Linked DNA regions of Homo sapiens: region 2 is linked to region 1. A link is a loop called in an ENCODE intact Hi-C map of the cell type or tissue named here. Cell type or tissue: HCT116. All regions are shown on one strand. Links, peaks and the distances in the headings refer to the core of each region. The heading gives the core; the rest is flanking DNA. Region 1 has its middle 37 kb from the start of OXGR1. Region 2 overlaps LOC105370324 (a long non-coding RNA gene).

Evidence for each region. Peaks named below come from ENCODE experiments on the same cell type or tissue, not always from the same donor. Only the 100,000 strongest peaks of a DNase experiment are listed, where the experiment ranks them.
Region 2: it touches region 1 in a loop (4-fold over the local background); 4 of 110 quality-filtered maps call a loop at or near these places.

The regions. Positions count from the first base shown.
Region 1 is chr13:97,025,081-97,037,105 of GRCh38, forward strand. No RefSeq gene overlaps it. Among named protein-coding and RNA genes, the nearest start is that of OXGR1, 37 kb to the left of the region's middle. In HCT116, for the core only: CTCF peaks have their summits at 3,815 (motif pointing left) and 6,157 (motif pointing right); DNase peaks (open chromatin) are centred at 3,831 and 6,161.
Region 2 is chr13:97,562,023-97,574,047 of GRCh38, forward strand. The region is part of intron 3 of LOC105370324 (a long non-coding RNA gene); the gene reads right to left. Among named protein-coding and RNA genes, the nearest start is that of RAP2A, 130 kb to the left of the region's middle. In HCT116, for the core only: no CTCF peak of the experiment used is centred there; DNase peaks (open chromatin) are centred at 6,039 and 6,993; H3K4me3 peaks cover 922 bases; H3K27ac peaks cover 1,213 bases.

The sequences.
Region 1 (12,025 bases), core at 1,276-9,275:
TGGGCAACAAAGCAAGACTGTCTCAAATATATATGTACGTGTGTGTGTATATATATATACACACATATATATATGTATATGTGTGTGTGTGTGTGTGTACACATGTGTGTGTGTGTATATATATATAACCCAAAAAAAGCCCAAATAGCTAAGGCAGTAGTAAGCAAAAAGAACAAAACTGGAGGCATCACATGACCTGACTTCAAAATATACTACAAGGCTACAGTAACCAAAACAGCATGGTATTGGTACAAAAACAGTCAAGTAGATAAATGGAACAGAATAGAGAGCCCAGAAATAAGCCTGCACATCATTTTCACCTTTAAATTTGGGAAATGTACGGGAGGTAGATAGAATATTTATATCAAATAGAGAAATCATGTATTCTTTATGCCATTGATTATATTGTCAATAATCTTTTGTAGGATGATTTGACACTATACATGAAAAACTTATGGTTTTGTGTATCTTTTGAATTATGACTTTCCATTTCATGATTGTACCTTAAGAAAACAACACAAACATGAGCAAAAATTTAACTAAAAATATATTCCTTACCATATTGTTTATAAAAACTTAGAAAATGGAAATAAATATGCAACACTAAAAAGTTGGCTGAATAAATTGTACCACATTCATATAATAAAGTGTAATTTAGCCATTTAAATGATTTTGTAGAACATTTAATGTCAGAACAATGCTAAAGATTTTACTGGTCAGAATAAACTAGATAAATAGAGATAGACATAATGTAGTTTGAGAACAATTCCAAAGTTCTCAGTGCCTTACACAATGGCACATATAGAACCAGGTGACTCTTTGGGGCAGCTGTCCACCCTGTATGTGTTGGTTTAGCATTTCCAGATATTTCCCTCTTATGGCAAAATCTCTTTTTTTCCATCTCCGAGTTACAGCAAGAAAAGAGCATATCAGATCATCACTACTAGGGATTAAAATGCTTGTACTTCAAAGTAACTTATGTCACTTCAGCTTATGTTTTATTTGCCAAAGTCAACGGCCACATCAAACCTCAAAGGAGAGGGAAGTAAGTCATTTCATGCCCTTAGAAGTAGAGAAGAACACAATATTGATGAATAGTAGTATTCTTACCATTAACATGTATTGTTAAAAGTTTAATATAATAATACAACTTGTAAAAATTGTGTGTACATGTGTTTGTGTATGTGTCTCTACATGTGTATCTATTTGGATAGAGATATAGATAAGATAGACGTGGACAGACACGTGTGTATATAGAATCAACAGAAACTCTCTGGGTAGCAGGACAATAGATGATTTTTATTTTCTCTTTTTTATTATCTGTATTTTCTAAGTTTTTTGCAATGAGCAAATGTTATTGGAATAAGACGTCAGGTTATAACATTAAAAAATATACCAACAAAGAAACTTGTTGGATATATTTTATTTTCCTTGGTAAATGTACATAATATGTTTATAACCATTTGAAGTTCAAATTTTATGAGTCTTTTAAGAAAGTGAAGTTCTTTAAATTTAAAAAAATGTGGGAATTGATGACAGCAGCAGTAGAAAATGAATACAGATTTTGCTACTTGGAAGTAGCATGCTGCTACAGCAAGTGCCAAACACGGAGACATGCTTTTAGAATTGAGTAATGAGCAAGGGTAGGAGAATTTTGCAGAATGTGGTAAAAAATACTAGATTGCCTTGAGCAGGCTATTAGGGGAAATATGGATGGGGAATATCCTGTTGGCGAGAGGTCAGAAGGAAGTGAGAAGCCTTCTTGTATTGTTTCAGAGAATACCTAAATCATCACCAACAGACTGTAGAACCTTCGTTAAAGTTACTGCCAAGTGAGGACTCAGAAGGAAAGGAGGATTGTGTTATTGGAAAGTGGGGCAAAGGAGAGAATTCCCTTGTTAGGGAATGCAGAAAGCTTCCTGGAATTATGTCCTGCAGTTATGTGGGAAGCAGGAGCTTGTAAGAGATAAACTTGCGTATTTAGCTGAGGGTATGTCCCAGCAACATGCTCAGGAAATGACCTGCTTTCTTCTTCCTGCTTACAGTAAACTGCAAAAGGAGAGAAATAAATCGAGGGAACAACTAGTAAGTGAAATAAAACCAACACTCAGTGATTTGAAAAATTATGTTTATGCAGATTGCAAAAGTTCTAAAATTAGGAGATTTACCATCAGAAAGTGCACTCTGGAGGAGAAACCAAGAGTTTGGCTAGACAACCTTTTGCTAGTGCCTCAGAAGGATGCAAAGATCAGAGCATATAGTCACATCAGGGCTGGTTGAAGAGATTCAAGCATGTGTGACTCATGGGAGCCCTCAGCCATCTCCACAGAACCAAAAATGGAGATGGGGTTATTATTCTATTCCTCATTTGTAGGAGTTTTAATCACAAATTGGAGCCAGAGTTTGTCAAATTCTTTTTCTGCATCTACTGAACTCAGAATCATATGAATTTTCATCTTTATTCTGTTAACATGCTGAATAGCATCTATTTTCAAATGTTATCCTAACATTTCATTCCTGGAATGAACCCCATGATGTATTATTTCTTCTTTTATATTGACTGATTCAATTTGCTAATATTTTGTTAAGGATTTTCACTTGTATGTTCTTGAGTAATATTAACCTATAATTTTCTTTTCTTGCAAGGTTTATTTGTTGTTGTTTGTGTGTTCTTTATATTTTGATATCTGGATGGTACTGGCCTCATTAAATGAGTTGAAAATATTCCTTCTTCCTCTTCTGCTTTCCAAAATAATTTGTGTACAGTTACTATTATTTCTTCTTTAAGTGTTTGATAGAATTCACAGGTGAAATTATATGGACCTGACATTTTCTTTGAGGGAAGGATTTTGATAGCAAATTCAATCTCCTTAATAACATTTTCTGCTTATTTTGTATCAGGTTTGGGAGGTTTTATTTTTCATTTGAGTTTTTAAATTTATTGGCATAAAGTTATTTATATTATTTCTTTATTTTCCTTTCAATCACTGGAGTGATATGCTCTTTCATTCTTCATATTTCTAATTTTTGTTTTCTCTCCTTTCACTTAAAGAGTACTATCTATCAGTTTGGTTAATCTTTTTTTTTTTTTTTTTTTTTTTTTTTTTTTTTTTTTTTTTTTTTTTGAGACAAGTCTCGCTCTGTTGCCCAGCCTGGAGTGCAGTGGCACGATCTCTGCTTACTGCAAGCTCCACCTCCCAGGTTCAAGCCATTCTCCTGCCTCAGCCTCCCGAGTAGCTGGGACTGCAGGCGCCAGCCACCACGCCCGGCTAATTTTTTGTATTTTTAGTAGAGACGGGGTTTCACCGTGTTAGCCAGGATGGTCTCGATCTCCTGACCTCGTGATCCGCCCTCCTCGGCCTCCCAAAGTGTTGGGATTACAGGCGTGAGCCACCGCGCTCGGCCGGAAATCTCTCAATTTTTAGAACCCTATCCACATTTATGGGTGGGAGAGAGACATAGCATCTACCCTGACTTTCTACCTTCTTGGTCATTTGGCCTCTGGGAGATTCTTAAAAGCATTTCTACTCTCTCTCTTATCCTGAAATTTCTAGCCACAGGCCATATTTTGCTAGCATGTTTTGCTTACCTGCATACACATAAAAATGTGTAGCTGTCCAGTGTTTTGAATGGAACTGAGCAAAGCTACATAGCCAGTTTTCCTTTCTTTCTCTCTTTTATATTTTAAGAATTGCTGAGGAGGGCGGTTGTTTTGTTTTGTTTTTGTTTTACTTCCTTGTCAGGTCTGCAAAAAACTCCTTAAAGCCTCAATCCCATTTCCAGAAAATTTAATCACAAAATTAGGCATGTCTGCCCTCTAGTGGCAGGCCTGGTGATTACCATAGAAGCCGAATATTTTGACACCGGTTTTTGATGGAATTACCATCCAATAAGACGGCCACGTCAGATTGTGTTTAACCACCAAGCCATGACCTTTACTTCGTCTCTAATCTTCACTCTACATAAAAAGAACTTTCCTTTTTCTCTGTATCAATGTTTGAATTTATTCGTTTATACTAAATGTATATTACCTTTATGGTAAAAAAAAATATGGAATTAAAAAATATATGTTTATAACAGCCTTGGCCTTTAGGGAGGTAATAGTATGTTTAATGAAACTGTTGTAATAAAGGAGTTTTAATACTGAAAACATAACAGGTCATCACAGAGAGGAAACAATGTGAAACATTAAGTGATTTCTTACACACTTTGAAAATAGGAATAGGGTCCAAGTATTCTCTCTAGACCTGCCACCAACCTGCTTTCTACTAGAGAGCCAAATAAAGATTTTAAATCAGGGAGTAAAAGCCAGGCATAATATCCTTTTTTGGGGGGGAGGGGGATGGAGTCTCGCTCTGTTGCCTGGGCTGGAGTGCAGTGGCGTGATCTTGGCTCACTGCATCCTCCGCCTCCCAGGTTCAAGCAGTTCCCCTGCCTCAACCTTGGGAGTACCTGAGACTACAGGCATGCCACCGTGCCCGGCTAATTTTTGTATTTTTAGTAGAAATGGGGTTTCACTGTGTTGGCAAGGCTGGTCTCGAACGCCTGACCTTGCGTGATCTGCCCATCTCTGGCTCTCAAAGTGCTGGGATTACAGGCAAGAGCCACCACACCCAGCCTATCCTTCATTTTTCAGAGCAGTGTTTCAGATACTTTTGATCCTTGGCTCATTTTGATAAACTTGAAAATCTCAACATCTTCCTTCCCTCCTAGAGAGTCACAGCCACCATCTGGGAAGAGTTTCCTCAAAGCTTTAACTTCTGTAGTCCGTAGGACAAAATAATAATTTCTGTATTAGTTCATTCTCTCACTGCTATGGAGAAATACCTGAGACTGGGTAATTTTTAAAGAGAAGAGGCTCACCCTTTCACAGGCTGTATAGGAAGCATGGCAGCATCTGCTCGGCTTCTGGGGAAGTCTCAGGAAACTTACAATCATGGTGGAAGTCGAAGGGGAAACACTGCTTCGCATGGCTGGAGCAAGAGAGCGGGGTGAGGTGCTGCGCACTTTTAAACAACCAGATCTCAAGAGGACTCACTATCACCATGACAGCACTAAGGGGGATGGTGTTAAAGCATAAGAAACCGACTCCATGATCCAATCACCTCTCACCAGGTCCCACCTCCAACACTGGGAATTACAATTGAACATGAGATTTGGGTGGGGACACAGATCCAAACTATTTCCTTCATTTCTAAAATTAAAAAATATATTGGTAATTGCTTTGCCTACCTCTGACCTGCCGCCACCCTCCACACAACCCAAGTATACTGTTCAGTGAGGATCACTGTTTTAAAATTCTAGTTTCATTAGCAAAAGATAACTTCCCTCTTGCTGATCTCAGAAGGTTTTACCCATCATTGATTCTAAGCAAAATACATGTTCATTCTCAGTTATCATGAAGGATCTGCATCTCAAAAATCTCTGACGTCTCTCTCAACATAACATGGTTCATTCTACATTTATTTTTATTTAATATATTGATCAGTGGGCATGATGGGCACATGACTACAGACTATTATAATTTGTCTGCCTGATGGTGCCTGAGCCCATGCTGTTTCCATCACCACTCTGGGTTTGTGTTACTGATGGAGTAAGTTTCAGGAGGGAGAAGGATCGAGGGCTGGCTGATATGCACAGTAGTTGGTAAATGTTTAAAGGGTTGAAATTTTAAATTTTATTTAGTATATGGCTACTCATACTGAAATTTCATATAAGTCAGGAAGTCAGTTTTTAAATAGGCAAAAGTTTCAAATGCTTCAAAACTCAACTGGTTAAATATTAAGCTTCCAAAAAAAGACATAATTTGTTGGCTGATGGTAGGGGTAGGGCAGTGGTGCGGGAGGTGTGAATGGAAAAACAAATACTCTGTGTAAAAGAGGTGTTACTTAAGATAACCTCTTACATTTTATTTTGCAAATTGTAATCTGATTACAGCATAAATTTTAGACCACTGAAATTAGAAAGGCTATAGATAGTTGAGGTCATTAATAATTATTAAGGCTGTGAGTTTGTGTGTGGGAGGGGTGAGTAGTGAATGTCAGGTGAGAGGTCTTATAGAAAGGGGACAATTTGGATAACAAATTTGAGATTAAGATAGTGACAAATACATATACTTCCAAAGTGGACTGTGGCTCTTTATGCTCAATGTTACATATCATGGCCACAAGATGGGGACACAACGTAATCTTCCCTTGTATCATGCTGGTGACAAGCAAAAACTCAAACAATGCAGGTCTTAAGTCAAAGTTACTCTATGTTTACATGAGTAAGAATTCTCCTCCCATTTTCATTTGGAATTTAATGCTAAGGTTGGCCCTATATCCAGTACAGACAGTGTGTTTGTCAGAGGGAGCATGTATTTGTGAAAACTACTTATTTTAAAAAATAATTTGGGGCCGGGCGCGGTGGCTCACGCCTGTAATCCCAGCACTTTGGGAGGCCGAGGCGGGTGGATCACGAGGTCAGGAGATTGAGACCATCCCGGCTAAAACGGTGAAACCCCGTCTCTACTAAAAATACAAAAAATTAGCCGGGTGTAGTGGCGGGCGCCTGTAGTCCCAGCTACTTGGGAGGCTGAGGCAGGAGAATGGCGTGAACCCGGGAGGCGGAGCTTGCAGTGAGCCGAGATCCCGCCACTGCACTCCAGCCTGGGTGACAGAGCGAGACTCCGTCTCAAAAAAAAAAAAAAAAAAAAAAAAAAATAATAATAATAATAATAATAATAATTTGGACAGACAGTATGGCAGCCAAAATTTGCTTCCCAGTTTTACCCTAGGTCCAGATTGTAGAATCCTGGAGTCACCATGTTCTGCAGGAGCCCTAGTGTATGGGAGCAGAAGCTTCGGTCCCCAGTCTGCATTCTTCTAATACTATCCAACTGAGTCACTGTGTCAGATGATTTTGCAGTCTTCCTCTATTATTTCCTTCTCCATTTTTGCATGGAATTTTTCATCTTTGATGTTTGTGTGTAAGAGTTTTGCAGAATATTGAATTTAAGCATTTCATACCATGATATAACAATTTTTTTAAACTTCTGTGATCTCCCAGAGTTAACCATTTAGAATACATTCACTTCCATGATAAAATTTTGGAACATCAGTGTGTGCCGTATCTTATATATTTCATATATTTTTATATATGAAATAAAATAACTATCCATTGCTTTATCTACACAGGTATCAGATATTTCTGATTTCATATGTCTGAAATCAATATTTAAACCAGGACTCACTTCTCATATAAAGTTATATCAACTGTTCTTTACTGATAAACTTCTTTTTATATAGGTATATGAGATAAATTACATCTTCACATATAAATATATAGTTACATGTAGCTATGGATGAAGGAGTATATGTGTGTATAATAGATAAGATCTGGTATTTGATAGCACAACAGGTTGACTATAGTCAATAATAATTTATTATATATTGAACAATAACTAAGAGTAGAATTGGAATGTTCCTAAGACAAAGAAAGGATAAATACTTGAAGTGATGGATACCCCAATACCCTGATGTGATTATTACACATTGTATGTGATATGGTTTGGCTCTGTGTCCTCACCCAAATCTCATCTCAAATTGTAATCCTCACATGTCGACGAAGGAAAGTGATTGGATCATGGTGGGGAATCTCCCCCATGCTGTTCTCATGATAGTGAGTGAGTTCTCACGAGATCTGATGGTTTTAAAAGTGTTTGGAAGTGCTTCCTTTGTTCTTTTCTCTCCTGTGGCCTTGTGAAGAAGGTGATTGCTTCCTCTTTTGCCGTGATTGTAAGTTTCCTGAGGCCTCCCCATTCATGCAGAATTGTGACTCAATTAAACCTCTTTCTTTTATAAATTACCCAGTCTCAGGGAAGTTCTTTATAGTAGTGTGAAAACAAACTAATGCAATATGCCTGTATCAAAACATCATATGTACCCCATAAGTATATACACTTATGATGTACCCATAATTTTTAAAGGAAAATTATTTTTTAAAAGATATGTGTGTACATATATGCATATATGTAGCTATTTTATCCACATGTTTATAGATAAACTCCACAGCAAACTTTACATTTCTCTAACTTTCTGCTTGGCATTTCCAACTGGATGTTGCATAGGCATCTCAGTCTCTCAACATGTATTCTCATCCCCAACCTCTTCATGTATTGCCTGTCTTAGTGAGTGGGACTACAAGTCATCCAGTTGTCCGTGGGTCTTGACACCATTTCATCCTTCACCATGACTCTACAGTCAATCACTGTCTTGTGGATTGTCTTCCAAATATCTCTCAAGCCTACTAGTTCTCTTGTCCTTACAGAAACTTTCATAGAGTAGGCCTTCTTCTGGACCCATGGCCTCCTTTGAGTCCATCCCAACATGGCCATCAGCCTCGCCTATCTCAAGTGGGAATCTGACCATGTCTCTACCCTAGTTTAACCTTTCAGTACATCTCTCACCCCATTACCTAGAATTCCAGGCACTTAGCCGGATCTATAAGACTCCAAACTGCTGAGCTGAACAAGTATTTTTATTCCTCTAGCATTTGCTTGAATTGCTTTTTCCAAGAAAACCCTCCATGATGAATTTCACCTTAGAATTGTATTCAACTTCAAGGTTTATATCAAATGTTTTAAAATAAAGGTATTTTATACATGCATATGTGTTCATAATGTATCCATCTATATAAATTTAGATATATAATAACAAAACCTATATTGATATAGCAGTAAAGCCTAACTTTTGCTTGACCCTTGTATTAACTTGGCACTGCCACAAATGCAGGAAGATTTGAGGTCTTTTTACCTGGATGAAATTTCTAGACCCGCCCTGGGCCAGAAGAGAATTCACTGCCCTGATGGTATGGACCCAGTCTCAGTGGAATTCATTTATTGCACAAATATTCACTGAGTTTTAACTATATGATAGGTTCTTGAGATACATTATTAAATAAAACAGAGGGAAATCCTTGCCTTGGCAAAACGTAAGTTCTGGAATATTGAACATTTATTCCTTTTGTTTAACAAATCTACTTGTGAGTCAGATGGCTGAATAGAACCCTCCAGTAATCTCTCTCCTGCAGGAACACCAATTTGAACAACTATCCACATAAGAGAGTACCTTCATGAGAACCAAAATATCAGGTGAGTAATCACAGTACCTTGTTTGAACATAATATAAAGGAAGGAGGCACTGAAGAAGGTAGGACAGACAGTCTTGCATTGGCTATACCACCCGTTCCCCAACCCCAGGCAGCATATGGAGAAAGAATCTGTGAGCTTGGCAGAGAGAGTGAAGTGAGGTGTGACTTTGCATTGAAGCTCAGTCCTGCCTTGTCATGGCAAAACACAACACAGAGCATAATTCTGCTGGTGCCCACCGAGGCAGCATTTAGACCAGCCTGGGCCAGAGGAGATTTCCTCATTCCAGCAGGAGGAACGTGAGTTCTAGCCAGCTTCACCACTGGCTGGAACCCAGAATAAATTTGAGTGGCAGTCAGGCCACAAAGGACTGCAGCCCCTGGGCAAGCCCTGGTGCTGCACTAATTTCAGAGGCAGTGGACTTATGGTACAATCCAAAGGAGCTGTGGTGGCCAAGGGAGTGCCTGCATCACTCCTCCCCCAATTCAGGAAGTACAGCCCTGGGAGAGACTCCTCTGCTTGGGGGAAGGAGCAAGAAGATTTGAGGTCTTTTTTCCTGGATGGAATTTCTAGACCCACCCTGGGCCAGAAGAGAATTCACTGCCCTGATGGTATGGATCCAGTCTCAGCAGAATTCACTACCTGCTGATGATAGTGGTCTTGGGCCTTGAACAAACACGAGAAGCAACCAGTAAGTAGTCGCTGCAGGCCTTGGGTGAGCCCCAGTACTATGCTAGTCTGCAAGACTTCAAGTGTGTCCTTGTGCAATGCCAGTTATGGTGGCCCCAGGAGTGCTTGTGTCACCCTTTCTCTAACTCCAGGCAGCTCAGAGCAAAGAGAGGCTCTATCTGATTGAGGAAAAGAGAGGAAAGAGAGTAAGAGACTTTGCCTGGTAACCAGGAAATTCTCTCTTATCTTTCCCAAGTCCACCAAGGCTGTGTATCTAGGAGTCTGAAAGAGTTGCAGGATTCCTGTGCAACTCTTAGGACAACAACCCTTAGGACAGTAGTCACTGTCTTAAGCCAGTGACCACAGGCTTAGAACACAACACTCAATCCCCTTTGGATTCATAGAAAGCCCTATCAAGATGGATGAGTATAAATAAGCCCAGACTGTGAAGATTGAAACAAATACCTAACTCATCAATGCCAAGACACTAACAAATGTCCCCAAGCATCAAGAACATCCAGGAAAACATGAGCTCAACAAAAGGACTAAATAAGGCGCCACTGACCAATCCTGGAGTAATGGAAACATGACCTTTCAGATAGGGAATTCAAAATAGCTATCTTGAGGAAGCTCAGTAAACTTCAAGATAACACAGAAGGAATTCAGAATTCCATCAGAGAAATTTAACAAAGAAATAGAAATTAAAACAAAAGATCAAGCGGAAATTCTGGAGCTAAAAAATTCAATTGACAAATTGAAAATTTTATCAGTTTCTCAACATCAGAATTGATCAAGCAGAAGACAAAAAGTAATGAGCTTGAAGATAGGCTGTATAAAAATACACAGTCAGAAGAGAAAAAAAAATTTAATGAAGCCCACTGACAAATTCTCAAAATGCCAAATCTAAGAGTTACTGGCCCTAAAGAGGATAGAGAGAGAAAGATCAGAGTAGAACAAGAAGGTTAAAGAACACCAAAATGATTCAACCCAAATAAGACTACCTCAAGGCATATAATCAAACTCTCAAAGGTCAAAGATATGGAAAAGATCCTAAAAACAGCAAGAGGAAAGAAGCAAATAGCATATAAAGGAACTTTGATATGTATAGCAACAGATTTCTCAGCAGAAACCTTAAGGCCAGGATTGAGTGGGATGACATATTCAAAGTGCTGAAGGAAAATAAACACTGGCAACAACCTATAGTATTATATACAGAAAAATCATCTTTCAGATATGAAGAAGAAATGAAAACTTTTGCAGACAAAAGCTGAGGGCTTTTGTAAGTCAGTAGAACTGACTTACAAGAAATGTTAAAAAGAATTCTTCAACTTGAAAGAAAAGGACGTTAATGACGCCTGGTGTAGTGGCTCATGCCTGTAATCCTAGCACTTTAGGAAGCCAAAGTGGGCAGATCACTTGAGCTCAGGAGTTTGTGACCAAACTGGGCAACATGGCAAAAACCCTTCTCTACAAAAAAAATATAAAAATTAGCCAAGTGTGGTAGTGTGTGGTGTAAACCCAGCTTCTGGGGAGGCTGAGGTGAGAGGATTGCTTGAGCCCAGGAGGTGGAGGTTGCAGTGAGCCGAGATCATGCCACTGCACCTGGCATCAGGCCACTTCTCCAGCCTGGGAAACAGAGCAACACGCTGTCTAAAAGAAAAGAAAAGAAAAGGAAAGAAAAAAGAAAAGGGGAGGGGAGGGGAGGGGAGGGGAAGGGGAATGGGAAGGGGAAGGGAACATTAACGAGCAACAAGAAATCATCTGAAGGTATAAAAGGATAATAGTAAATATGCAGACAAATACAGAATACTCTAACACTATAATTGCAGCATGTAAACCGTTCATATATTTAGTGGGATGACAAACCTATCAAAAATAATAATTACAAAAACTTTTTAAAAGATAGACAATATAAAAATATATAAATGGAAACAATAAAAAGTTAAAAAGTTGGCCAGGCGCAGTGGCTCATGCCTGTAATCCCAGCACCTTGGGAGGTGGAGGTGGGTAGATCACCTGAGGTCAGGAGTTTGAGACCAGCCTGGCCAACAGGGTGAAACCCAGTCTCTACTAAAAACACAAAAATTAGCCAGGCATGGTGGCGAGCACCTGTAATCCCAGCTACTCAGGAGGCCGAGGCAGGAGAATCGCTTGAACCCAGGAGGCAGAGTTTGCAGTGAGCCAAGATTGCACCACTGCACTCCAGCCTGGGTGACAGAGTGAGAC
Region 2 (12,025 bases), core at 1,370-9,369, 540 kb after region 1:
TGTGGAAAGACTAGACTGATTTAGTCTTCTGGCCTACATCTTTCTCCTGTGCTGGATGCTTCCTGCCTTCGAACATCATCAGACTCCAAGTTCTTCAGCTTTGGGACTCCTGCTGGTTCCCTTGCTCCTCAGCTTGCAGACGGCCTATTGTGGGACCTCACCTTGTGATCATGTGAGTCAATACTCCTTAATAAACTCCTCTTATATATACATCTATCCTATTAGTTCTGTCCCTTTAGAGAACCCTAATTCACATGGGGTTTGGAGTCCAATAGCCTGAGGATGGGTGCCACCTCCACCACCTACTAGCTGTGTGATCTTGATGAGACTAATTTAATTGCCTCTTTAAACTTGAGCATCTTAATTTGCACAATGGGATGTGATTCCTATGCCAAAGGAGAAATGAGATAGACGTGTTGTGTTCAATGCATTCACATGCAGTCAGTGCTCAACTAAAGGCAGTTGTGGTTGAGTTTCCATGTCTCCTTCCCTTGTACCTGCCATTGTTCTTTCCACTCTACTACTTAAATTACAAATCATAAATTAAATGAGTGCTCTACTTATAAAAGTATTTGCCACATCATTATTTAGAGTTATGTTCCCCAATTATGTTGAATGGTCTATTTATACCCTACTAAGTACTTGACAGAGATGTGAGAGAAAATTAGAAAAGGAGAATGTCAAGTTTTCTGAGCTACCACTAAAAAAAAATGTTAATCTGGAAGTAAAAATCCCTGAAAGTATCATGAAGAAATAAAGAAGCATAATCTTACACAACTTATCAGGAATACATTATTATATGAAGAGGTACATGTATGTATTCTTGTCCTAGGGCAGCTATAACAAATTACCATAAGCTAAATGGCTTAAAACAGCAAAAATTTATTATTTCATAGTTCTGGAGGCCAGATGTCTGAAATTAAGGTGTTTGCAAGGCCATTCTCCCACAAAAGGCTCTAGGGGAGAATTCTTCCTTGCCTCTTTCTCATTTCCAGCAATCTCTGGCACTTCCTGGCTTGTAGCTGCATCCTCCAATTTTTGTTTCCGTCTTTATATGGTTATCTTCTGTGTCTGTCCAAATCTCTTTCTCCTTTCCCTTATGAACACACCAACCAGTGGATGTAAAACCAACCTATTGAGTATGACATCATCTTAACTGTATTAGCAAAGGTGCTATTTCCACCCAAAGTCCCATTCACAGGTACTAGAGGTTAGTATTTTAACATATATTTTAGAGGGACACAACCCACTACCATGTGTAAAATCAAAAATGTGCTTTAAGGTAACAAGGCCAATTTTGATGCAGGGCTAGTGGAATTCATCTTGATACCTTATAATTGTAAAATCAATCATAATAATAAGATGTATTTAAAGTGTAATAACATCAAAAGTACTTTTTAAAGTATTAGTCTTATAAACATTTATTTTCACCCTCAAACCTGGTGTATCTCATCTTTAATACCCAGAGAGATGCAACAAAGACCATGAACCTTGGTTAGTGTCCTGATTCCACTGCTTACCCTATAACCTTATTAATCATGTCAACACTTTATTAAACTCTGTGCTAACCACTTTACAAACATGATCTCTATATCTTCATGCAACCCCATGAGGGAGGTAGTATTATTTCTACTTTATAGATTAGGATTTGGAAGTTTTTAGAGAAGTTAATTGCCTTGTCTAAGACCAAACACTTAGTAAATTCTGCTGTAAAGACTTGAGCCCTCGTCTGTCCAACCAGGATGTGCACTTAACCATAATGCTCTTTTTAATTTGAGCAGAAATGTTATTTCTAGGAGCCTCTCCAAGCTTTAACTTCCTTCCAAGCAGTCTGTGATGGTTTGACTCTTTCAGCCATGACTCTGCCCTCTTGGTGTGCCTTCCTATAATGCAGAGGCTGGAAAGCCTAAAACTGCATCCCACAAATGCTCTTGCAAGTAGGGTTCTGGATGTTAGGCTCCATCACTTAGAGCCTCTCCTGTGTATCTAGGAGGCCAAAGTGAAGCAGAGGCCATCTCCTTGCCATCTGGGCTGCTTTTCTGCTAGCAAATCAAGTTGTGGGAAGTGAGGTTTGGGAGCAGATTTTCAGCATTCATTCTCCAGGTCCTTGGGTTGTAATAGGAAACATGGATGAAGGCAGTGGCTGCACTTCCTATCCCAGTGGCCAGTCATCAGCTCCGTGAATGTAGAGAGCAGGAAGAAAAGGCAGCTTTCCGCCTAACTTCCTGATCCTTGTATTGTGCCACGGTGGAGTGTTCTTGAACTCAGAAGTTCCAGAGGCAGCTTTGGCAATAGTCACTTCCTTGATGGTCAGTTCTGAATTATTTGGGGAGTTACCATTGATGACTAAGACTAGAACCCATTCCTCTAGCCCTTCCAAACATTCTGTAAACATCTAACAACCTGAAATGGTTTCCTATCAAAACCTCTTGGAATGGATTCTATTTTATGCACTGAACCATCCTTGATTAATACATAAATCAAGATTAATAATCCTTACCCATAGAAGGGTTTTCAGGCTGGACGTGGTTGCTCACGCCTATAATTCCAGAACTTTGGGAGGTGGAGGCGGGTGGATCATGAGGTCAGGAGTTCGAGACCAGCCTGGCCAACATGGCAAAACCCCGTCTCTACCAAAAATACAAAAAAAAAAAAAAAATTAGCCGGGTGTGATGGCAGGCACCTGTAATCCCAGCTACTCAGGAGGCTGAGGCATGAGAATCACTTGAACCCAGGAGGCGGAGGTTGCAGTGAGCTGAGATTATGCCATTGCACTCCAGCCTGGGTGACAAGAGCAAGACTCCATCTCAAAAAGAAAAGTGTTTTCATAAGAAAACTGAATGGAAAAATGTATATAAATGTACATCACAGTGTCTATTTTATTAATTTCCTTGTGTATTTATTTCTCAGTTCTTCCTATAAAATCAACGGACACTATCAGCCTGTGTTATATATACTCAGCATTTTCCCACAAACACATATCAACATAAAAATTGCACCAAAAGTGTATGAACTTGAAAGATAGAACATTTATGTCCATTCTCCTGTCTTGTTTTCTCTTGGTTGACATCCTTCATTTATGCGACATTTACGGAGAGCTTGTTATATGCCAGACATTGTGTTATGCTTATTTACATAGTAAGACTGTTTTCCTGCCAAACTAAAGGCATTCTCTAAAAAAGATTGAATTCCCACTGGAGATGAACCCCAGGCTCATGAATAAATTCTTGACAACCGAGAAACATTTCAGGAACATGAGACGATGTTCACTTTGTGATCTGATCCCAGCAAAGATCCTCTCGGTGGAGTCAGATCTGCTGGAATTTTGCTCCTTTAGGAAGTTCACTGTGATTAAAACAAATGGCCAAGGACTAAGGTAATGCCCTCCTAGAAGGACTATCTTCTTATTCATGTTGAAAATGGGGTTTTGCCCAGTGCTCAGCCTACTGGCCCACTCTGCAGGCTGATAACAGCCCCCAAACCCATCTGTCCTGAAAGGCCAGTTATATCAGAGAAGCAGGAAAGGCAGGATACACAAGGGAAAGAAATGTTTTCCCAAATTAAAAACTACCTAAGACAATAAGGATAGCCAATAGTCCCCAGGTCCACCAAAGATGTGGCATTTGACACCATCATTAAAGAAAGGTGACTTCCCTCCCTCCGGTGCTGGAATCAGGCAAAAATCGGGAAATTACTGCAGCATTCCTCTCAGACTGTGACCAGGTGGGTCTCAAGGCTGAAGTATGGTCTGAGAAAGTCCCCCAGAATTTTCCCTAGTAAAGTCTAGGACAGTTAGGGAACCTAAAAGGTTGGTTCTCCCTTTTTTGAGCACCCCACACATATCTCTAACTATATCTGTGGGCTCACTGTTCTGAAAAGACACCAAGTTTTTCCAGACAGAAAGGGTCCAATGACCTATTTCTGGTGACCAAGAGAAACATAAAAGCCTCAAAAACCTCAAACACAAAATACTCCCCACCCCCTACATACACACATGCTGCGATTTTGTAAAAATGTAATTCGTTGGCTGTTGGATTCGTTTTCTTGCTAAACAAAGGCTGCTCCCTGTTTCCTCATATGATGGGCATAATTACCAAAGTGATCCAAGTCTGCACATACTATTTTCCTTCCATTCACTGCAAGTCTGGAACAACAACAAGAGAAGTGACACTCCCAGAAGTGGAATTAACACACACCCCACATACTGCTTTCATGTCTCCTCTGGCTGCCACCTAAAACAGAGTTACAGATCCTGACCCTCCCCATCCTCAGACACAAGGATCACAATTGATCAAACATTGTGGCAGGTGATTGTTTGGAGGAAGACTGAGATAAATGTAAGCTTTTAAAAACAGCTGGTGTTCTTACTTGAATTAAGAGTTTCGAGATCAAGCTATGCGATAAAGAAGTGTAATCCCTGACCATCCCTCTGATCTGGATTCTTCTCTCTGCTACTATGGAATATTTGTCAGTGTCTACCATTTGAAGACTAGGAGGAGGAGAAGGGAACCCTCTGTCTTCCCTCAGATTTTCACTGCCACCTCCACCCCAGCATCTCAGCTGAAATCCACATCTGTTCACAGAAGCCTCCATACTTCCCCAAGTCTGCCCATACACAGGCTTCTGGAGAGATTAAGAAGTTTGACATGGAGAAAGGGTGGAACAAGATGGCCAAATAGAAGGCTCCACTGATCTTCCCCCTCACACGGATACCAATTTGACAAATAGGGTGACCTAGTATTTGCTAGCACAATAGGATGCACAATAGGTGACAAATCAAAAATAATTTAATTGTACATTTTTAAATAACTAAAAGAGTACAGTTGGATTGTTTGTAACACAAAGGATAAATACTTGAGGTAACAGAGACCCCATTTACCCTGATGTGATTATTACACCTTGTATGCTTGTACCAAAATATCCCATAATGCCCCATAAATATATATACCTATTATATACCAACAAAAATTAAAAATTTAAAACAAAAGTTTTCTAGGTACTCCAGGATGGTGATGGTGTTAATGAGCACTGGCTAACACAGGGGCAGGCTGAGGGTGAGGCAAGAAGCAGCTCAAATAGACCCTTTGCAATGGACTGCAGCGGAGCCACGTGGGGAGATGTGGCATTGGTTGTCCACTTACAGTTTTGCTTTTTGAGTGATTTTTATGGTCTCTGCAAGCCTTCTGCAAGGTTTCTTGGATGTGCTTTAAATATTTAACTAAGAAGTTAGTGCCTATCTCACCTAAATTGAAGCTGTGCAGGAAGACTGGTAGCAGTATGGCAAAGAGAACGATCTGCAAGAGAATGTTAGAGCCATCCAGAAAACAGGTGACTGGTGTCAACAGAGTGGATTTGTAGAACACATGAGCAGTTTTAAGGGAGTTGCAGAAATACCTGGGTTGAGACGCAACAAAGTCTGCCTGAAAAACTTTGCCTTGTAAAAGGAGTGGCCACTGAAGGACCAGAGATTCTCTTTGTCCCCATGGCAAGCTAAGAACTTGAGAAGACTTTGGCATACTGTGATCTTGCCATTTCAACTAGACCTCAGAGGATCTAATGGATTCTCATCAACAGCCAGCAGTTCACAGGCTACTTTCTGAAAACAACTGATTCACCAAAACTGAGCCCTAGAAGGCATAAGCATGTGTGGCCATCTCCTGTGGCAATGTCACAACCTGAAACAAACAAATAAAAAAAGCAGAGAGTCCATATGCCAAAGATCAAGGGTGCAGATGTATCCGGGCATTCCCATTGGGACCTTTATTGTGTGAGCCTGAGAAGGACAGTGAATGCAATGTATTATAGGTCCAAGGACAACCAAGCTACTGGATAAGAGAAAGGATGCTGGTCTGAGTGAGAATCTCAACTTCAAGCCCTTAATCAGAATATGCTCATCTAGTTCTGTCTCAGTTCCCCTGTTCATAATGGCAGAAGAGAGGCAAGGGACTCACAAGACAATCTGCAATGCTCTTTACAGCTTGATGACTCAAAGCAGGAGACAGAATTGTGGAAGGTGGTGCTGTGGTGTGAGCCCTAGGCTGGGTTCCCAGACCAGCCCACAGGGAAGCTTCTACCTCTGTTGCAACCAGGAAGTAAGGAATGAGGAAGCTGCCACCGCCCCTGCCACATTCCAGGACACACACCACCAGGGCTGCAGTCTAGGAATCGGGAGCCTGGAAGCATGAAGCTGCCACCACCACTGCAAACTGACTCTTTATACCCCTGGAGCTGGAGTGAAGAGGTTCATGTATTTATTCCCTGAATGATCATCAAAAACAATTTACCCAATCTGCCTGCAGTGAGGGCAGCTTCATCCACACAGGAAAAGAAACTGGGATTTGGGACATTTTTCAAAAGTGAACACAAAGAACGCATATGTTCTAGAAAAAGCACCAGACTAATTAAGTGAATGAGCTTTGAGAACAGACAGATCTGAGTACACAGACTGCCCCCACCAGATACCTGCCTCATTTTCCATATCAGTAAAGTGGGGGTAATAATTCTACCTATATTGCTCTGCTATGACAACAGTTACATGAGGTGATGCACATAGTGTACCTAGCACAGTGCTGGAAAAGGGTGCCAGCTATGCTCGGGCATCCAGCCACCTCCTTCTCCTGTGCCTTCCTGTATTGCAGACCCCTGTTGGATGACAGAGTTGGGAAGCTAAAAGCCACCACAGCTAGAGTTCTGCATGCCAATCAGGGTCTGTGTGGCAGATGCACTGTCATGCAATTTGGAAGGCAGAATCCAGGAGACGCCCAGCGCTGCTACTTCTGGCTTTCTGCTGGTAAGTAAGGTTGTGGAGATGTGGCATTTCTGCAGTGGTGTCCCACTGTCCAGACACTAACTCTAAGGGTGTCAAGAGGCAGTTTGCAGTGGTGGTGGCAGCTTCATGCTCCCAGCTTCCCAATTCCTGGACTGCAGCCATGGTGGTGTGTGTCCTGGAATGTGGCAGGGTCAGTGGCAGCTTCCTCATTCTCCCCTTCCTGGTTGGAACAGAGGTAGAGGCTTCCCTGGTGAGCTGGTCTGGAAGCCCAGCCTGGGGCTGGCCACCCCCACCACTTCCCATGATTGTGTGAGCACCACCTCCCGACACTAATCCCTTCCTGCTTAAAACACCAGGCATCTTCCAGATCCCTGCAGTGAACTCTGACAGTTATGCACCCCATGGAGCACAGGGTAAACTTCCAATACAACTTGGCTATGTCTACATTTTCAACTGAGGACCTACTATGTGCCAAGTCCTAATATACATATTGTTTTAACCCCCAATGATTCTGCCAGCTATGAATTTTTATGACTATTTGTATACATAAAGACGTTCAGTGATTTGCATAAGGTCACTCAACTAATAAATGACAGATGAGTGTGGCCGCAAAACTCATAAGAACACATAACAATCTTAGGACCGACAGAAGTAAAAACCTCTTTGTGTTTTTGCTTTTCTTTACTGATATCATATCAGAGTTCCTCCAGCGAATAAAAGGATCCTAGATGGCCCCTGGGGGCAATTAACTGCTTTTTGGAAGCTTTCAAACTAATGAATTATGAGATGCAAAAATCAATGGAGACTTACTTTAAAAAAGAAACAGCATCCATCATTAGTGATGTTAGAACCAGGTAACACAGAGTTCTCCAAAACTTTAAAGATGCAGACTGCAGCAACTCTGAGAATGGCTCCTACACCTTAGGTGACAGGCCATGTAATTAACCGAGGGCCCCCCTGTACCTCCCACAGCTGTGCCTGGCCAGTGAGTGATCCTCAGGGACGCCAAAGCAGCCGGTTTCTGGGAGACACTGGACTCTTCTGAAGGTTGATCTTGGCCCAAAGACTCCCCAGTAGCCTTACAAACCTTCCTTAAACTGCACAGCTGTTTCAAAACCACAGTGCTCCCACCTAACCTTCCCACCCTCTCCTCTTCCCTGGATCAGGCTTACAGGGCGAGCCGAAACTCTCGCAGCCTTTTCTGATACTCTTCATCTTCTCTCACACGGTAGTGTCCGCTAATGGAATCTTGGCACATTTAACGCCGTTTTGCCATCTGCCTCCCATAAAGCCTGGACTAACACATGGAATTCAGCACTATCGTCTACCCTCCCACTCACAAAACAAGAATTACATTGTATTTTACAATATAAAATGCATGAACACATTTAATGTACTCAGACTCATGTCCAAAACATGAGAGAGAATGTTCTTTAGCACTAAAACTGTTCACCACTACCTGAAGAGCTAAGGAGCTAGTTTTCTTACCAAAAAGAAAAAAGGCGGGGGGAGGGGTGGTGGCGGGTAGAGGGCATTTAAAATAACATCTGAGAGAAGACTATTTAACTCCCAAAACAACTAGATTCCACTGAAATAACAAACAGAAGTAGAATTGCTAAATCCATCTCTTCTCAGAGAAGAAAAGCACATATTTGCTTTTGCTCCAGAGATTTTTTTAATACAGTATTTAATGGGAAGGCTGAGTTTGTAGGGCAGTTAAATCACAGGAGACCCAGAGAACCAAATACTTCACTCTGTGCTTCATCCGACTTTCCCAGTAGCTCTCCGCTGGCCATTATGCCTCATAGAATGCATTCTAATGGCTTAAAATGACAGTGTTTTGTTTACAAAATGGCTCCATTCCTCAAGGAACCCAAGAGCCTGTGCACTGTAACAGGGCTATTGATAGAAAATAAACTGCACAGTGTGACAGAAGCTGGTCCCACCTTCCTGCCCTGTTATCCATTTTGAGGTCAAACGTATCAGCTCAGAAGTAAGGCCTGAGGGGGCACAGCCAAACATCCCTAAGAGAACTGAGCAAAGAGCTCAGGAAGGTGAACTGAGGGCCAACATCCTGGCACCGATACCAAGGAGAGGATTTGACCCAAGTGTTCACTAAATATTCTGACCTTGAGAGGCAAGTCCTGGAATCATGTGGATTTGCTCTGTCTGCTGAATTTTAAAATGTCAGTCTTAGACTAGAGCTTTAGCAGGGGACTCAGCAGCCTCTCTCCTTTCTGTTTCTAATGCCAAAAAAAAAAAAATACTAAACGCAAATATGATCTAAAACAAGGAAGAGGGTCTGTTTTCTGTAAGAGGCAGAATTTATAAGCTTAGAACAATAAGCGAAATATTAGTCCTTAAATTAGTAAATTCCACTTTGATCTTCTATGAGTGAGAGGAAGAGTTTTGCAAGGGAGAGTTGTAAGGAATTCTCTAGAAACAACAGGCCCTGAAATAGGGTAACTTAAGGTGGTATGTCTTTGTTACTTTTACATATTGCACAAATGACCCATCCAGCCTTGGATAATCACTGTATCCTCACTTTGAGAACTTCCAGAGTAGTGACTCAGTCATCAGTTTTTTTAGTACTCGGCCATATTTTAGTCAACTTCAATAAATAAATGAGTACAGGTTTTTCGAGGGTTAAAACAGTGAATATTTTTTATATCTAAGGCTTTTGAATATGTGTGTATGTGTGTGTGTGTGTGTGCATATATATATTTCATTCATATATTTCATTCATATATATACATATATATGTATATATGTATATATATGTATATATATGTATATATATGTATATATATGTGTATATATATGTATATATATGTGTGTATATATGTATATGTGTGTATATATATATGTATATATATATGTGTGTATATATATGTATATATATATGTGTGTATATATATATGTATATATATATATATATGTATATATGAATGAAATCCCTTAATGGACATAGTGGAATATTAGCCTTAAAAAGGAAAGAAATTATGATAACGTGCTACAACAGAGATGAACTTTGAAGACATAATGCTAAACAAAATTAGCCAGACACAAAAAGACAAATACTGGATGATTCCACTTATATGAGGTATCCAGAGTAGTCAAATTCATAGAAACAAAGTGGAATAGTGGTTACCAGGGTCTGGGAGGCAGGGGAATGGGGAGTTGTTTAATGGGTATAGTTTCAGTTTTGCAAGATTAAAATGTTCTAGAGATTGGTTGCCCAACAATATGAATATACTTAACACTTCTAAACTGTGCACTTAAAAATGGCTAAGATGGTAACCATGTTATGTGTATTTTACCACAATTAAAAAAATGTCTGGCTAGGTGCAGTGGCCCATGCCTATAATCCCAGTGCTTTGGGAGGCCGAGGAAGGAGGATTGCTTGAGGCCAGGAGTTCAAGACCAGCCTGGGCAACACAGTGAGACCTCATCTCTACAGAATTAAAAAAAAAAAATTAGCCAGATGTGGTGGTGCATACCTGTAGTCCCTGCTACTCGTGAGGCTGAAGCAGGAAGATTACTTGACCACAGGAGTTTGAGGCTGCAGTGAGCTGACTACACCACTGCATTCTGGCCTGGACATCAGAGGGAGAACCCGTCTCAAAAAAAAAAAAAAAAAAAAAAAAATGGCTGGGCGCAGTGGCTCACGCCTGTAATCCCAGCACTTTGGGAGGCTGAGGTGGGTGGATCACGAGGTCAGGTGTTCGAGACCAGCCTGACCAATATGGTGAAACCCAGTCTCCACTAAAAATAGAAAAAATTAGCCAGGTGTGGTGGTGCACACCTGTAATCCCAGCTACTCAGGAGGCTGAAGCAGGAGAATCGCTTGAACCCAGGAGGCAGAGGTTGCAGTGAGCTGAGATCACACCACTGCATTCCAGCCTGGGCGACAGAGCAAGACTCCATCTCAAAAAAAAAAAAAAAAAAAACCTTACTATATTAAAGGGTTTACTGACAGATTGCATTTTTCTTCAGAGTCTGTTAGCAATGTCAAAAACATTACTAAAATCACAACAGAAATTCACAAAGCCCAGGAATTACATTTGTTCATATTTGGTGGGGAAAAAATCCTAGTAAAAACTGAACTTGACTGGGGCAGTTCCTATTACTTAATCCAAGGGTTCTGAGTAAGGCAAAGGATTTCTGAAGGAGAAAAAAATGTCAGAAAGATACTAGCTAGCCAGCCCCAAAGCAGTTCTTCCTGGGAATTTCTCTGATTTCTTTTTCAGCTAGCCCACCCACCACACCAAGTATCTCCACCAGATCATCAGGAGAGACAAATGATTCCTCCTCTTATCTCTTAACCAAATGTCCTACTGGTGACCTGAGAGTATCTGCATTTGCAACACATAATAAATGCTTGCTTGGCTAAAAGGGATTAGTAACTCTGACATCATGAACAAAGGACCACACCAGGGAACCATCTGGAATTTGGTAAATCACTACATAGACGGAATGACATTAATTCCAGGGCTTATTTGAGGCTTAATGTCCAAAAACTACTAAGCTATTAATTAGAGAAAATGAAATCCTTTTACACACAAAGCATGCCATTGTGGTATGTATTATGGTCTGGTATATATGTTGGTCCCTCACCAACCCTGGGGACTTCTATCTTGAAAACTATCGTAATTGGCAAAATCAGCCCTGGTCAATATCAGGCTTGCAGAGAAAATAGGGGATTAAGAGGGAGAAAATAAAAATGGTATTTCATATATTTTTTAAAGCAAAGGTTTGAGAAAATAGCAAATTATTTCTTTCCTTTATTTTACTGAATTCTTCTGTACCAAAGCAATGCATGCTTATAACAAGGACAGTGGAGCTATGTAAAGATAGTTAAGAGTCTCCCCCTCCATGCTTCTAATCTCAGTATCCTGAGATAACCAATATTAAGTTTTATAAGTACTCTCCCACAACTTTCCTTATGTTTATACACATATATGTAAATATATTTAAGGATATACAGGATAAATATATATGGAATATATCTCCTATATATGAGATAAAGGTGTACATATTATATAGGATTTTGCTTTAACAAAACTAATGTTACCACTACTTAGTAGTTTATTTCATTTAATAATAACACTATAGATTTCCCTTAACTTTGGTTCCTATAGATGTAATCTTTTATAAAAGCTGCATAATTATCAATAGTAAGAATGAGCCACAATTCAACCATTTATATTTTTTTCAAATAATTTTTTTCCATCACACACAATGCTGGGATAACAA